Regions from separate parts of the Homo sapiens genome. Here region 1 is linked to region 2. Evidence: chromatin contacts called from ENCODE Hi-C or POLR2A ChIA-PET data. All regions are on one chromosome and are shown on one strand. The core of a region is the stretch at or near the end of the contact, and the rest is flanking DNA. Distances in the headings are between cores, read along the strand shown. Region 1 holds the start of LINC01704 (long intergenic non-protein coding RNA 1704). Region 2 holds the start of AIM2 (absent in melanoma 2).

Evidence for each region. A loop is a pair of places that touch in the nucleus more often than their neighbours do. ChIA-PET counts read pairs that join two places held with the same protein, here RNA polymerase II (POLR2A). Pooled maps may share reads with other maps.
Region 1: a map of CD8-positive, alpha-beta T cell shows a loop between it and region 2 (4-fold over the local background). The contact joins the promoter of LINC01704 here to the promoter of AIM2 in region 2. A Hi-C loop is called at or near these places in 2 of 168 maps with a recorded cell type or tissue (CD8-positive, alpha-beta T cell and Caco-2), 1 of 37 single-sample maps with no recorded cell type and 7 of 50 pooled maps. POLR2A ChIA-PET finds 5 or more read pairs at or near these places in 1 of 52 experiments (MCF 10A).

The regions. Positions count from the first base shown.
Region 1 is chr1:158,134,701-158,142,167 of GRCh38, forward strand. LINC01704 (long intergenic non-protein coding RNA 1704) reads right to left here and starts at 5,940. Exons shown (of 3, transcript NR_033946.1): 1 at 5,798-5,940. LOC105371460 (a long non-coding RNA gene) reads left to right here and starts at 6,025. Exons shown (of 5, transcript XR_922187.3): 1 at 6,025-6,297.
Region 2 is chr1:159,074,574-159,081,229 of GRCh38, forward strand. It overlaps AIM2 (absent in melanoma 2), which reads right to left and starts at 2,193. Exons shown (of 6, transcript NM_004833.3): 1 at 2,060-2,193. It also overlaps the pseudogene RAD1P2. RefSeq lists an enhancer at 2,635-2,934.

The sequences.
Region 1 (7,467 bases), core at 4,690-7,189, 940 kb before region 2:
CCACCACGCCTGGCTAATTTTTGTATTTTTAGCAGAGATGGGGTTTCACCATGTTGGCCAGGCTGGCCTTGAACTCCTGACCTCAAGTGATCCACCCACCTCAGCCTCCCAAAGTGCTGGGATTACAGGCGTGAGCCACCGCACTGGGCCACAGCCAGTGTTTTCACTTGACTGCCACATACCTCTTTGCCCTGCCCTCTTTCCTTTTTCTATCTCAGAAGAATTCCTCCCACCTGGGACACCTTCCCTTCCTGTTCTTAAAGACAAAACTTAAAGAACAGGAAGGGAGGTGTCCCAGGTGGGAGCAATGAAGAAGTCAATGAAGACTGAGAAGGTGCTACTTTCTGATCACCCTAAATCAATGTTCTCCCAGTCCACAAGGCTGTTCATTTGTTCTTTCATTAATTCATTAATTTATTTATCCCAAAACATGTATTGAGCTTGCTTTTTTAAAAAAATTAATTAATTAATTTTTTTTGTTGTTGTTGTTGCCAAGGAGAAAGAGCCAGGAGCTCTGGAAGAAGCAATGATAAATCAGAGGTGAAATTTTGGGGAGCTTACATAATAGTATATGGCTGGGTTGTCAGGTTGAGGCAGGGATGATATCATAATCCTTCACTAGTGTAGGAACACTTGAGGATTAAGGCAGGCAAACAAATATGTAATGAATGCTACATTTTAAAAATTATTGCCAGCTGCGTGTACATTATCTCACTTAATGTCCAGCGTGTCCCTCCTTCTGGCTGTGTTCTGGGTCCCATCCCTTTGGCCTAAGGGATTCTTGCTTTCTCTCTTTCAGAGTCTCTTTCTCTCTCTCTTTCTCTCTTTCCTATGTTTGTAATGTCTTTCTTTCTGATAGCTCTTTCTCCTCAGCATAGAAATGTTTATTTATTTATTTATATATAAATTTTTATGATACTTTAAGTTTTAGGGTACATGTGCACAACGTGCACGTTTGTTGCATATGTATACATGTGCCATGTTGGTGTGCTGCACCCAGTAACTCGTCATTTAACATTAGGTATATCTCCTAATGCTATCCCTCCCCCCTCCCCCCACCCCACAACAGGCCCTGGTGTGTGATGTCCCCCTTCCTGTGTCCAAGTGTTCTCATTGTTTAATTCCTACCTATGAGTGAGAACATGCAGTGTTTGGTTTTTTGTCCTTGGGATAGTTTGCTGAGAATGATGGTTTCCAGTTTCATCCATGTCCCTACAAAGGACATGAACTCATCATTTTTTATGGCTGCATAGTATTCCATGGTGTATATGTGCCACATTTTCTTAATCCAGTCTATCATTGTTGGACATTTGGGTTGGTTCCAAGTCTTTGCTATTGCGAATAGTGCCTCAATAAACATACGTGTGCATGTGTCTTTATAGTAGCATGATTTATAATCCTCTGGGTATATACCCAGTAATGGGATGGCTGGGTCAAATGGTATTTCTAGTTCTAGATCCCTGAGGAATCGCCACACTGTCTTCCACAATGGTTGAACTAGTTTACAGTCCCACCAACAGTGTAAAAGTGTTCCTATTTCTCCACATCCTCTCCAGCACCTGTTGTTTCCTGACTTTTTAATGATTGCCATTCTAACTGGTGTGAGATGGTATCTCACTGTGGTTTTGATTTGCATTTCTCTGATGGCCAGTGATGATGAGCACTTTTTCATGTGTCTGTTGGCTGCATAAATGTCTTCTTTTGAGAAGTGTCTGTTCATATCCTTCGCCCACTTGTTGATGGGGTTGTTTGTTTTTTTCTTGTAAATTTGTTGGAGTTCATTGTAGATTCTGGATATTAGCCCTTTGTCAGATGAGTAGATTGCAAAAATTTTCTCCCATTCTGTAGGTTGCCTGTTCACTCCGATGGTAATTTCTTTTGCTGTGCAGAAGCTCTTTAGTTTAATTAGATACCAATTGTCAATTTTGGCTTTTGTTGCCATTGCTTTTGGTGTTTTAGACATGAAGTCCTTGCCCATGCCTATGTCCTGAATGGTATTGCCTAGGTTTTCTTCTAGGGTTTTTATGGTTTTAGGTCTAATATTTAAGTCTTTAATCCATCTTGAATTAATTTTTGTATAAGGTATAAGGAAGGAATCTAGTTTCAGCTTTCTACATATGGCTAGCCAGTTTTCCCAGCACCTTTATTGTAATAATATTTTTGAGCACTTACTATATGCCAGGCAGAGATACCATATGTGGTTAGTTGAGTAATAACCCCCCAAAGATGTCCACATCCTAGTCCCCAGAATCTGTGAATAAGTTACCTCATATAATAAAAGGGACTCTGCTGATATGATTAGGGATCCTGAAATGAGGAGACTGTCCTGGATTATTTGGGTAGGCCCAATGAATTCACAAGGGTTCTTAAAAAAAATCAGACATAAAGCAATGTGACAACAGAAGCAGAGAGAGGGAAGGGGTAGTGGGAGAGAGAGAGACAGACAGAGAGAGAGAGATTGGAAAATGGTAAACTGCTGGCTTTGAAGACTGATGAAGGGATGCAAACCAAGGAATATAAGAAGACTCTAGAAGCTGGAAAAAGAAAGGAAATAGATTCTCCCCTAGAGTCTCCCCGAGAAATGCATCCCTGCCAACCCATTTTAGAACTCCTGATCTCCAGAACCATAAGGCAGTAAATTTGTATTATTTTAAGTCAATAAGTTTGTAATAATTTGTTACAGCAGCAATAGGAAACTAATACACCATGCTAAGTCTCTCTTATTTAAAAACCAAACCAAACCAAACCAAAACACTGAACAGCAACTCCCTTGCTCCTGTGTTCTCTCCTACTTTCCATCAAAGCCAAGCTTCCTGAAAAGTGCTGCCTCCATCCCCTCCCTTCCACATGCTCTGAAACCCACTTTGATTTTTCTTCCATCCTCACCACTCAATTTTTCCCAGGGCCAACAACAAACAACTTCATCCCATATATAAGAGCACTTTCCAATTCTACCTTGACATAGCAGAATTGATCAATTCCTCATTCTCTAAACCTCTTTCTCCTCTTCGCTTCAGGGGTGGCATGCCCACACAATTTTTCTCCTATTTCAGCTCCTCCTCTGCCTCCTGCCTCCAGTTCTCCTTCTGTGTGTTTGGTGTTTCCCTAGTGTCCACCCTCAGTCTTTTTCACTTTTGAGATCCTCTCTGGGTTATCTCGCCCATTCTCATGATCTCAATGACAGCCTATGTTCCAATGGCTCTCTAACATATATCTCTACTCAGATTTCACTCCTAACTCCAGACTCATATAGGGAACTTCCCATTGTCTTGTCTAGTTGAATCTTCCCACAAGCATCTGTAACCCATCACACCCAAACCCACCCTGATTATCTTCTCATTCAAATCTGCTTCTCCTCCATACCCTACCTCTAAAACAAAGAACCTGGGATTCATGACTGCTCTTTCTTCGTGACTCTCTGCACTGATTCAATTTCAATGTCCTGTCAATTCCACTTCTGAGACACCCCCCATACCCATCTCTTCCTCCTTATCCTCATTGCTTCTACCTTAGTTCAAGCTTTCACTTCCTGGTCCTCATCAGTTCTTGCCTGGGTCACCACAACAGTTTACCAATGGTCTTCTTACTTCTAGTAGTCTTATTCTGTTATCATCCATACTATTCAATGTTAATGGAATAATACACATAAATAAGTCAGGCCACTTCTCTCCTCAAAATCCATCATTTGGGTCCCTGTTGCCTTTAATATAAGTCCAGATGCCACCATAGGGCTTATAAACTCTACATTCATGACATGCTTTTCTGTCCACTGCCTAGTCTGTTTTCCTGTCCTTCTTTCTCGGGCATCTTATATTCCTTTACAAAAGACACTTTACATCAATAGCAAGTTCCAGGTAATGAAGTGGTGAAGAGCAGTGACTCTGGACTCAAACTTTCTGGTTTGAGTCTTGGCTTCATCACTTGTTAAGAAAACTGCAAGTTTGTTCAATTTATGTAGTTAGCCCTTCCACGCCTCAGTTTCCTCATATATGAAAGGGGGCATAGGCCCTATTTCAAAGATTTGTGGTTGAGCTCTTAATGTAGCACCCATCCCAGGATAAGTGCTCAGCAAGGGCTTATGTCTATGATCGCCTGGCTTCTGTACCTGGTGTTCACTCTGTCTGCAATTCTGCATCACCTCCCTCCACCCTTCTCTGCTCGGTCACCCCAACTTTAAGACTAAGCCAGTGTTGTTTTCCTTGGGAAGCTTCCCCTGACCTCCTCCACTTTCTGGCCATAAATGTATAACCCTATCATAGTGCTTAGTGCTGAAACTGTTTCCGTCTTCTCACTAGATCGTGAGCAACTTGAGAGCAGGAATTAAATCTTTAAGTATCCACAGAAACTTGCATATAAATATTCCTCACTATATATTCATTGGGTGAACAGATGAGTGCAATATTCTAGATTAATTAATGTTTTATTTAATCCTGGAACTTTTTTTTTTAGACAAAAATGCTGCCCCTATTTTAAAGAACAAAATAGATAACCCAGGGTAGATAATATGGGGAGAATTTTATGTCTGGAGCTACTTCCTGGGAATGATATTCTGTTTCACCCCAGGGTTCTGAAGGCCAAGAGGCATTTTTTTTCTGGGGCACAACTGTTGCTTTCTGTTCCATTGTGGAGGTGTGGAGAAGAAGAGAAAGAGAAGGAATGACAGGCCCTAGCCCCTGAGAACTCTACCTTAGTGTCCAAGCATAGGAATATCCTTACTTTGGGGAAGTTTTCATCACTCACTGTGTCCCTAGTAGCATGAAGGGCCCCAGCTGGATGTACATTAAAGCCCTCTCAGCCCTTCCAGGTCAGTTAATATTAATAGTATTTTGTTGAACAAATAAATGGTGGAATGTTGCATCCAAAGGCTGTTGTGTAGTAGTAGAAGAAGCCATAATTTCCCTTTCATTATAGTCAGTTGGTGGGAAGGGAGCTCCTACTGGCTGAGTCAGGCTTTTTTTTTTTTTTTTTTTTTTAAGATGGAGTCTTGCTCTGTCACCAGGCTGAAGTGCGGTGGCACAATCTCCAGTCACTGCAACCTCCACCCCCCAGTTTCCAGCGATTCTGTTGCCTTAGCCTCCCGAGTAGGTGGGACTACAGGCGTACACCACCATGCCTAGGTAATTTTTGTATTTTTAGTAGAGACGGGGTTTCACCATGTTGACCAGGATGGTCTCGATATCTTACCTTGTGATCCGCCCGCCTCGGCCTCCCAAAGTGCTGGGATTACAGGTGTGAGCCACCCCACCCGCCCGAGTCAGGCTTTTAATTAACCAAGAAAAGCCTTGTGAGGAATGGAGCAAAAAGTTCAGGATAATACACCATCCTTAGCTGTCTCATAGTTTTCTCTTTTGCAAGCCTTTACAGGATGGGGTTGACCAAATAAATCTGATTTATAGAAGTGCAGATTCAAACATAGCCCTTGAGATATTCAAATATTTTTCTGCAAACATAATCTGATATGTGCAGCAGGAATAAAGGGCAGTGGCTCTCGAGGAGGAGGGAGCTGCAGGGATGGTGGTGTTATCAATAGGAGTCCAGGCTTTTTCCAAACACACACAAGCTCCCTCTTCCTCAAAACCATAAAAAAAATTCGTTCACAAGTTTAGTCAACTAATATTGTGTGCCTTTTGTACACAAGGTATTTTGGGTGCAAACATGAACAAAACGGGCTCACACTGTCTCAGCCCTCACGGGGCTTAGTCTAGTCTGGGAAGACAGACTAATTTGAAACATAATTGGGAAGCGCTGTGATGAGGAAGGCACAGGGAGCTTTGGAAGCAGAAGATTAGTCTCCTACCTTAGGCCTGGCAGTGTCTGGACTCCTTCCTGATAGTGGTGCTATCTACACTGAGACCTAAAGAATGAGGAGGAGCTAGCCACAGAAAGATGGGGAAAAGAGAGAAAGGGTTGAGGTGAGTGACAGGTGTGCTGGGCAAAGGAAACAGCATCTGTGTAGCAGAATGTTATGTATCTGGAACCCTGGAATTGTCAATTATGACCTCAAACTGAGGACAAACAGGAGCATTCACATAACTATGAAGCAGGACTAATCACCAATCCCACCATGGGCAGGACAGCAGAGATCGTCACTATGCTAACTGCCAGGAATAGGAATCCACACACTTCCGCCCACTGCATCCTGGCCTGAAGTGCTACCAGTGTCTGTTGGAGACACGCTCACATGCAACAAGTAATGTGAAGTGGCTTTAGTATAATACAGACAGGCAGCAAGGGACAAAAGAAGCCTAGGATCCATTGTGAGGCAGTCCTCAAGGCTCAAGACAGCTGTCTGGGAAGGTTGGAGTCTTGACTGTACATGCCCCCCACACAACACAGCTGAGAGGCCCTGAAAGGCAATTCCTCCTGAGTTACATATCTCAGGGGTCATGTGATTCACTGGGCAAAGCTGAGAAGGGTATCCTGCTTCTAGAGGAGAGAGGAATAAAGCCTGGGCTGTCCCAGGCAGCTTCTCTCTAGCTCCAGATGTTACTTTTTCTAGGAGGGACAGAAACGAGGCTTGGGCTGTTTCAGGCAGTTACTGCCTATTTTGGGTTTGTTTGTTTGAGAAGGTGTCTTGCTCTGTTGCCTAAGCTGGAGTGCAATGGTATGATCTCAGCTCACTGCAACCTCCGCCTCCTGGGTTCAAGCTATTCTCCTGCCTCAGCCTCCCGAATAGCTGGGATTACAAGTGCCTGCCACCATACCTGGCTAATTTTTGTATTTTTAGTAGAAACAGGGTTTTACCATGTTGGCCAGGCTGGTCTCGAACTCCTGATCTCAAGTGATCTGCCTTCCTCGGCCTCCCAAAGTGCTAGGGTTACAGGCATGAACCACCATGCCAGGCCTATTTTGGGTATTACGTTTTCAGCATATTCTACAGTTTTTTTGAGAACTGCAAGCAAGAAAGGGGGTGAGAATTAGGTCAGTCCAAGGCCCCCTGGAGGACTGTCCTGCGGTCACCCCCCACCAACCCAGATATCCCTCTTAGCAAAGCTAGTGCATTTCGTACGTCCACAGACTTCCCCAGATCTGGAGGTAGAGGTTTGCCTTGTCAGGCCGATGTGACACCTTCACTGACACAATCTTGGTGCAACATCACTGAGTGAGCCAGAGTACATTTTATTAGGCCCAGGAGTATTATAACCACAAGCAGGGTGGCTGTACCTGCCTGAGCAGTGACCTACCCAAGGTTCCAGTGATCCAGATAAGAATTCATTAAAGAGGCCAAAGAAGGATTCTTCAGTTGTCCCCACTGTCTGCAGCAAGGTGGGGCTGCATTCGGATCTCCCCTACCTGTGTCTCCACAATAACTATCTATCTATCTATCTATCTATCTAGAGCAGGAAGTGTTGGCAATGACATTCCTCCTGACTGGTCTGAAAGGAAGCCTAGAAGAATTCTGTTGTCCAAAACAACTTTCTTGAATAAGTTGAAGGATATCTGCTGGGCTGCTATGGCAGGGGCGGG
Region 2 (6,656 bases), core at 943-3,442:
GTTGTTTATGTATAGTATCCAAAATAATACACAAAACATTATAAATAATAATTCAACAGTTTATAACTATAAGATTAATATACAGAAATGCATTCCTTTATTTTAGTACCACTCCAAGAGAGAAAAAAATTACATAAAAAAAGTAATTTCCAATAGCAACAAAACTACAAAGTACATAAGAACATCGAATACAATATATTTAAGAGTTTTAAAGGGAAACTTATAAAACTTTATTGGGAGATTTAAAGGACCTACTTAAGTGGGTGTATGTCTGATATTTTAAATGGGAAGATTTGATAAAATGAAGACAGCAGTGTTGTCAAATTAATCTATAAACTCCTATCCAAAATCTCAAAGGGTTTTTCATAGAATTTATCAGAATGATCCTAAAACCTAAATGAAAAAAATAAAGACAAAAACCTGCAAAACAAGTTGAATATGTTTATCAGGATGTACTATCCCTACTACTAGGTATCAATACTTACTACAAATGTATAATTATTAAATCAGTATGGCAGTGGCGTAGAAAAAAATGAACTAATAAATAGAGTGTGGAAACAGGACCACATGTAAATTAAAGCTTGGTATATAATCAAAGTGGCATTAAAAATCACAAGGAAAGAATGGCCAACTATAAAAAGTGTTCAGACAAATGACAATACACAGGGAATGATATATTCAGCCTTTCTCTTATATCATACACAAAATATATATCTGGTTGGATTAATTATCTAAATAGAATAGTAATGATGTTGAATAAAACACAGAATTTCTCAATACATTGAAGTAGAAGGAGGTTCCTTAAATAAGGCACAAAAAGGACAAGCCAGAAAAAAAAAATTTGTCAAATGTGATTGCATGCATATTCTCAATTTCTTTGTAGGAAACACACACATCCGTGCACACACACACACTAAACAAAGTGATTATACAAGGCAAAAACTGGGCAGATACCTGCAATACACACACACACACACACACACACACACACACACACACACATATATATATGGCTATACCTGCTATATATATATATATAGAGAGAGAGAGAGAGAGAGAGAGCTAATAGAGGTTTTGCTTTTGGAATACATGGAGAACCATGTATCAATAAGAAAACAACAGTCTATTTGAAAAGTGTGCAAAAGATGTGAATGAGCAATTTGCTCAAATATCCAATAAACATAAAAAAGATGTTTGACATTATTAGCAATTAATGACTTCCAGAGCAGCAACATATAAAGTGGAAGAAATAAGCCAAAGAACAGGAAAAGATGTTTATGAGCTGAAAATAACTGATTGTGAATTTTAGGGAAGCTTGAATACCCCCATCAGTAGAGTCAATGTTAATAAATTCTAAACTATCACTGTTAATGGCCTTATAATGTTTTTTCCTATATGTTGGTAAGCGCTGGAGAAACTCTACTTATACATGTAGAGTTCATGAGTGAAAATTAAAACTATTATCAGGACCATTTTCAAAATAAGGAATACATTAAAAATATTTGCAATGATAAAGCCATCCAAATGCCCCCATCCTACTGATGAAAGCAAGGAAGGACACTACCTTTGTTGAATATCTACTGTGACAATCAGCTTGGATGATTCCTACTTTTCTACTTGTCCATAAGAAGCTAATCTTCCTATAACCCTCTTATATAATAACAATCACATTTTAATCACATTTTATGTGATTGACTCAGTTTTTTCTCTGAAGTTATGTTGCCTTATAAATGAAAAACTTGCATTTTACTTCATAATATCTGTTAACTTAAAAAATGCTTGTATTTGCTATTGGCATAAAAGTCAGCCTTACAAATAGGCTGATAGACAAACCCCAAAGGAAGCCGAAGCTTAAGGAACACCAGCTCAGAGACACCAGAGGACATGGCTAAAGTGAATAAAAGAGAAATGAACCCATCCTTTCAGAGCTGATGTCCATGTTTGCAGGTTCAGGTTCTCAGAGGTGTGCACAGCATGGCTGGCCTTTCCTCAGTTGTCTTTTTCAGCAGAGAAACGGTTAAGTCTCTCGTCTCTAACCCAGCTCCTCTATGGTGCTTACCTCCTGATCCCTGGGGCGATCAGCAAACCGGGTCTGCCACCTTCTTTTCAGAGAGCTTAACTAGCAGAGGACTCAGGAGAGCATGCCCAAATAACCTAGGTGACTTTCAAAGCTACAAAGACTCTGACACTTCTGGACGGCTTCACATGTACCCCTAATAAACACTTCCCTTCACCCCCAGGCCCAGTGTGGGTAGGAGTGACAACTGGAGCTCTAATTGGCTGAGCTGGTTTGGGTTCTCACTAGCAGCCACAGAAGAAAATGTCTATAGAAACTTGTATCTGAGTCATGCCACATAGGAACTACACTGATTGGAAACAGAAAGTGGCCTAGAAACTGTAAAAAATGACCGCAGATGACTTCTTGATACACTTTGTGACTAAGGGGCCTGGTGATGACATTTTTCTGGTATAAACAAGCACACTGATCTCAGAGGGTATCTAAAAGTGTTGCCAGTAGGGCAGTGCAGGTTCTTGTCTTCAAAGCATAAGAGAATCTGAAAATGAGACCCAAGCGAAAGTATAGACATTTTATTGTGGAGCAAAACCAACGACACCCTCAAGGGAGGAGTGCAGGCACTCAAAGATTTGAGTCACAGGCAATGTGGTTCACGTACTATATGAATAAGCACAATGAAGGTATGGAGTACTCTGTAATCAAGGGGAGGGGTTTTCTGGGAAATGGGCGGGCAATTCCCGGAATCGGGGTGCCACCCTTTTCTTGACTAAAGATGGTTAATCCGGAACTGTCATGGCGTCAGGTGCATGATGGGAGTGGGAATTTCCCCATGGAAGTTTTATGATATTAAGGGCATAATGAAGCTAAGGGTCAGCAGTCAGCCAAGTTTTCGACCATCTTGGCTTTAACCAGTTGCGGCCAGTTTCTTCTGTGTTACATTCTCATCTGTGCCTAAGTAGGAAGTTTGCAATCTGTCTTCATTGTCACAGGCTGTTGTAACAGTTCCTATCTACTAGTGGGGCAATCCCTCTGCTAACCTTTTTGACCGCATTTTTATTGCTTGTAGCCACCTGCAAGTAATCATGCCTCATTCCCTCACTGACTGCTTGCCTCAAAAGCATATATACAGTCTTTCTTCCTAACCCAGGCTCCTAACCCTAAATTCAGAGCTTGAGGGCTTGATTCTAGTCAGCAATTTACTTGAGGTTTTCCTTTCTTATTCATTGAATTAACAATTATGCACTGAACATCTAATATGATGTATTAGATTCTGAGAATATAAAAGTTAGTAAGACAAAGTTCCAGATGTTGAGCGGCTCTGCCAAGTCATGAAAACAGACATGTGATTTAATAATCACAATAGGACATGATGATAAGTGTTATAATTAAAGCATGCTCAAGATGCTCAAGGAGCAGAGGAAGAGCACCTAACCATGCCCAGGTAATCAGCCCAGAGCTGCAGGACCTCCTTCACTTTCTACTGCAAGGCTTGTTTCTACACTTTTGCCAGCTTTCAGCTCAAATAGCACCTTATCTGTGGGGCTTCTCTGACCAGCATGTTCTCTACCTCTTCCCCACATTATCTTTTCCCACACGTGTTACTGACCATCATCTGACATACGGTATATGTCATTTGTTTGTTTATTCTCTGCCTCATGCTCCTAAAATGTAAGGCACATGAGGGAAGAGATTTCTGCCCACTGGCTCACTGCATCCACTTCACCTGACACAGTGCCAGGCACAGAGAAGGTGTTCAGAAAATATTCGTTGAATGAGTGAATGCATGAATGAGTGGATCACACAAGGCGAAAGAACACCAAAGAGAACAATATGTAAGAATTAAAAAGATGTGAAGTGTATGAATTTGGTAACCTACTGAGTAAACGAGAGAAAGCTCCCTGTTGAGGAAGAACCCAACAAGCACCAACCCCAGAGAGGCGTACTGATTTGAGGCTTCAGGTCCTGTAAAAGGTGAGTTAAGTGATTAAGCTGGGAAGTGGTCTCAATGAGGAGCAGGTACACTGCTGCACCTGGGGCAGAGAGACAAGTACTCATCGTCCAGCTTTGTTTTACCAAGAAATTTAATCAGAGAGATACCCAACTTGGTGACACAAGACACAGAAGGGAAAGGAGGCAACTGTGCTGAAAAAGGAGGTTTGTTAACAGTCTCACGGAGAAAAGTGGGATCCCCAAGCCCTTTCCTCCCTGACTTCTAGAGTACTGACAGCAAGGTTTATGCCATAAGCAGAAGACTGGAGGCTCCTACTGTAGCAACTGGCCCAAGAAGGGAAAAACTCTCACCGTTACTGACATTTTGAGTTTTCCAATACAAAGACTCAGGCCCTTTCGTGCCAATCCTATAATTAAACTAACTCATAAATAAACCAGGCCAACGCAAAAAGAATTCAAGTCAGTTTTGTGTGTATACATGTATGGACATTTCTTTCTTAAATATGAGTAAACAGACATAAATAACATTCAGAAAAGCCTCCAACTTAAAAAAAAAACAGAAAACAAATCAGAAGAAGGAACTTAAGGACAAAGCAGAGGGTAGAAGAAGAAATATATATGGTCATCAGAGAGATAAGAAAAGACATTGCATCCATGAAACAAAAAGACAGTGCTAATACTTGTAAAAAATGAACAAATTACAGAAGAGATTTTATAAATATATTTTCTAAATGTGATAGCAGAAAAGTTTTAAAGCTAATAGAGTGATAAAGCTGAAGATCTCTTTCTAAAAGTATGCCTAGAAAAGAATAAAATGGAAAAACAGGAGAGAAAAAAAATAAGAAATATACAGGTTTATGCCCCGATGAATAATAACCAGCTAATAAGCATTTAAACAAGAGCGAATGGAGAAAAAAGCAAGTTATCAAATAAATACCGAATTTGATGAATGAGAAAGAACACACACAAAAGCATGTCACTTTGCATTTTTTTTCCAGTTTTTTTCTTTTTAGTAGACTTTATTTTTTAAAGCAGTTTTAGGCTCACAGTAAAATTGAGCTGAAGGTACAGGTTTCCATATACCCTTTTCCCTCACACATGCACAGCCTCCCCATTATCAACATTCCCACCAGGGTGGACTGAGCATGACACATCATTATCACCCAGACTCCAGAGTTGCCACTAGGGTACACTTGGTGTTGTACATTCTGTGGGTTTGGACAAATGTATAATGAGTATCCACCCTCACAGTATCATACAGGGTGGTTTCCCTGCCCTAAAATCCTCTGTGCTCTGTCTAGTCATCTCTCTCCCGACAAATCCTGGCAACCACTGATCTTTTTACTGTCTCTATAGTTTTGCTGTTTCTGGAATTTCATATAGTTGAAGTCATACAGTATATAGCCTTTTCAGATTGTCTTCTTTCACTTGGTAATCTGCATTTAAGATTCCTCCATGGTTTTTCATGGCTTGATGGCTCATTTCTTTTTAGCACTAAAAAATATTCCATTGTCTCCATTTATCTGTTTATCCATTCACCTACTGAAGAACACGTTGGTTGCTTCCAAGTTTTGGCAATTACGAATAAACCTTCTATAAATATCTGTGTGCATGTTTTTATGTGGACTTAATTTTTCAACTTTGGGTAAATATCAAGGAATGCAATTGCTGTGTTGTATAATAAGATATAATAAGAGTATGTTTAGTCTTGTAAGAAACCACTAATTGGTTTTTAATACAATGATTTGGTCAATAAATGTTTATGAGCAAACGAAAGGTATCTAATAAGTACTGCATTGAACAGTTTTAAGAATAAGGAGAAAATCTATGACTCTGAAGACTTTCATATCTTGTCCATAGATTTCTTAAAAAGGTATACTTTAGAAATACATCATATAAAGAATTGTTCAGACTTGTTTAGTGATGCCTCAATTTCAGAACTTTTGTAAAGAAATCACAAGTAAAAGCAAACACCTCAATGCAATTAAATGCTAATTTTAAAAAATGTATCCTTTAAACAGTGGTTTCCAAACTTTAGCATGCATTAGAATTTCCTGGGGGAAGCTTGTGAAAAATACGGATTTTAGGCCTCACCCCCAGCATTTCTGACAGGTTCCTGGGTGATTCTGATGCTGTTGGTCTTGACACAACACTTAGAGAACCACTGCTTTAATATCTAATCTCTGGCATTTAAACTAATAAGCAATGTCCATATGCCTTTGCATTTTCTAATAGTAAATAAACAAAAGAACAGTTCTGATATGCCTTCAACAAACTTTAAATCTTCAGACTCTTGAAATGTTTTACTTAAGTGGAATAGAACCTATAACTTATTCATCTTGGCTCACAGTGATTCCCATGAGTTCAAAAGACAGAGCCACAGGCCAGTCTAATACTAGATAATCTATGACTTCATGAAAGCATTTGTTCACAAAATACATAACTATTAGGGTACAGGGACCTTGCTTTTATCTTCTCCATGCATCTTCTCTACAGAAAATTCAATAAGAAATTATGAAGATTTTTATACTCATAATGATAACTCAACTTATCATGAATGTACACATAAATATCACAGTGAATCATCATACTCAAGACTCAGATTCAGGAACTTCATCATCAGGGCAACAGTAATATTCCACAAAAGATATTTGCCCCCCTTCATTCTAAAAATATACCATAATGAAAG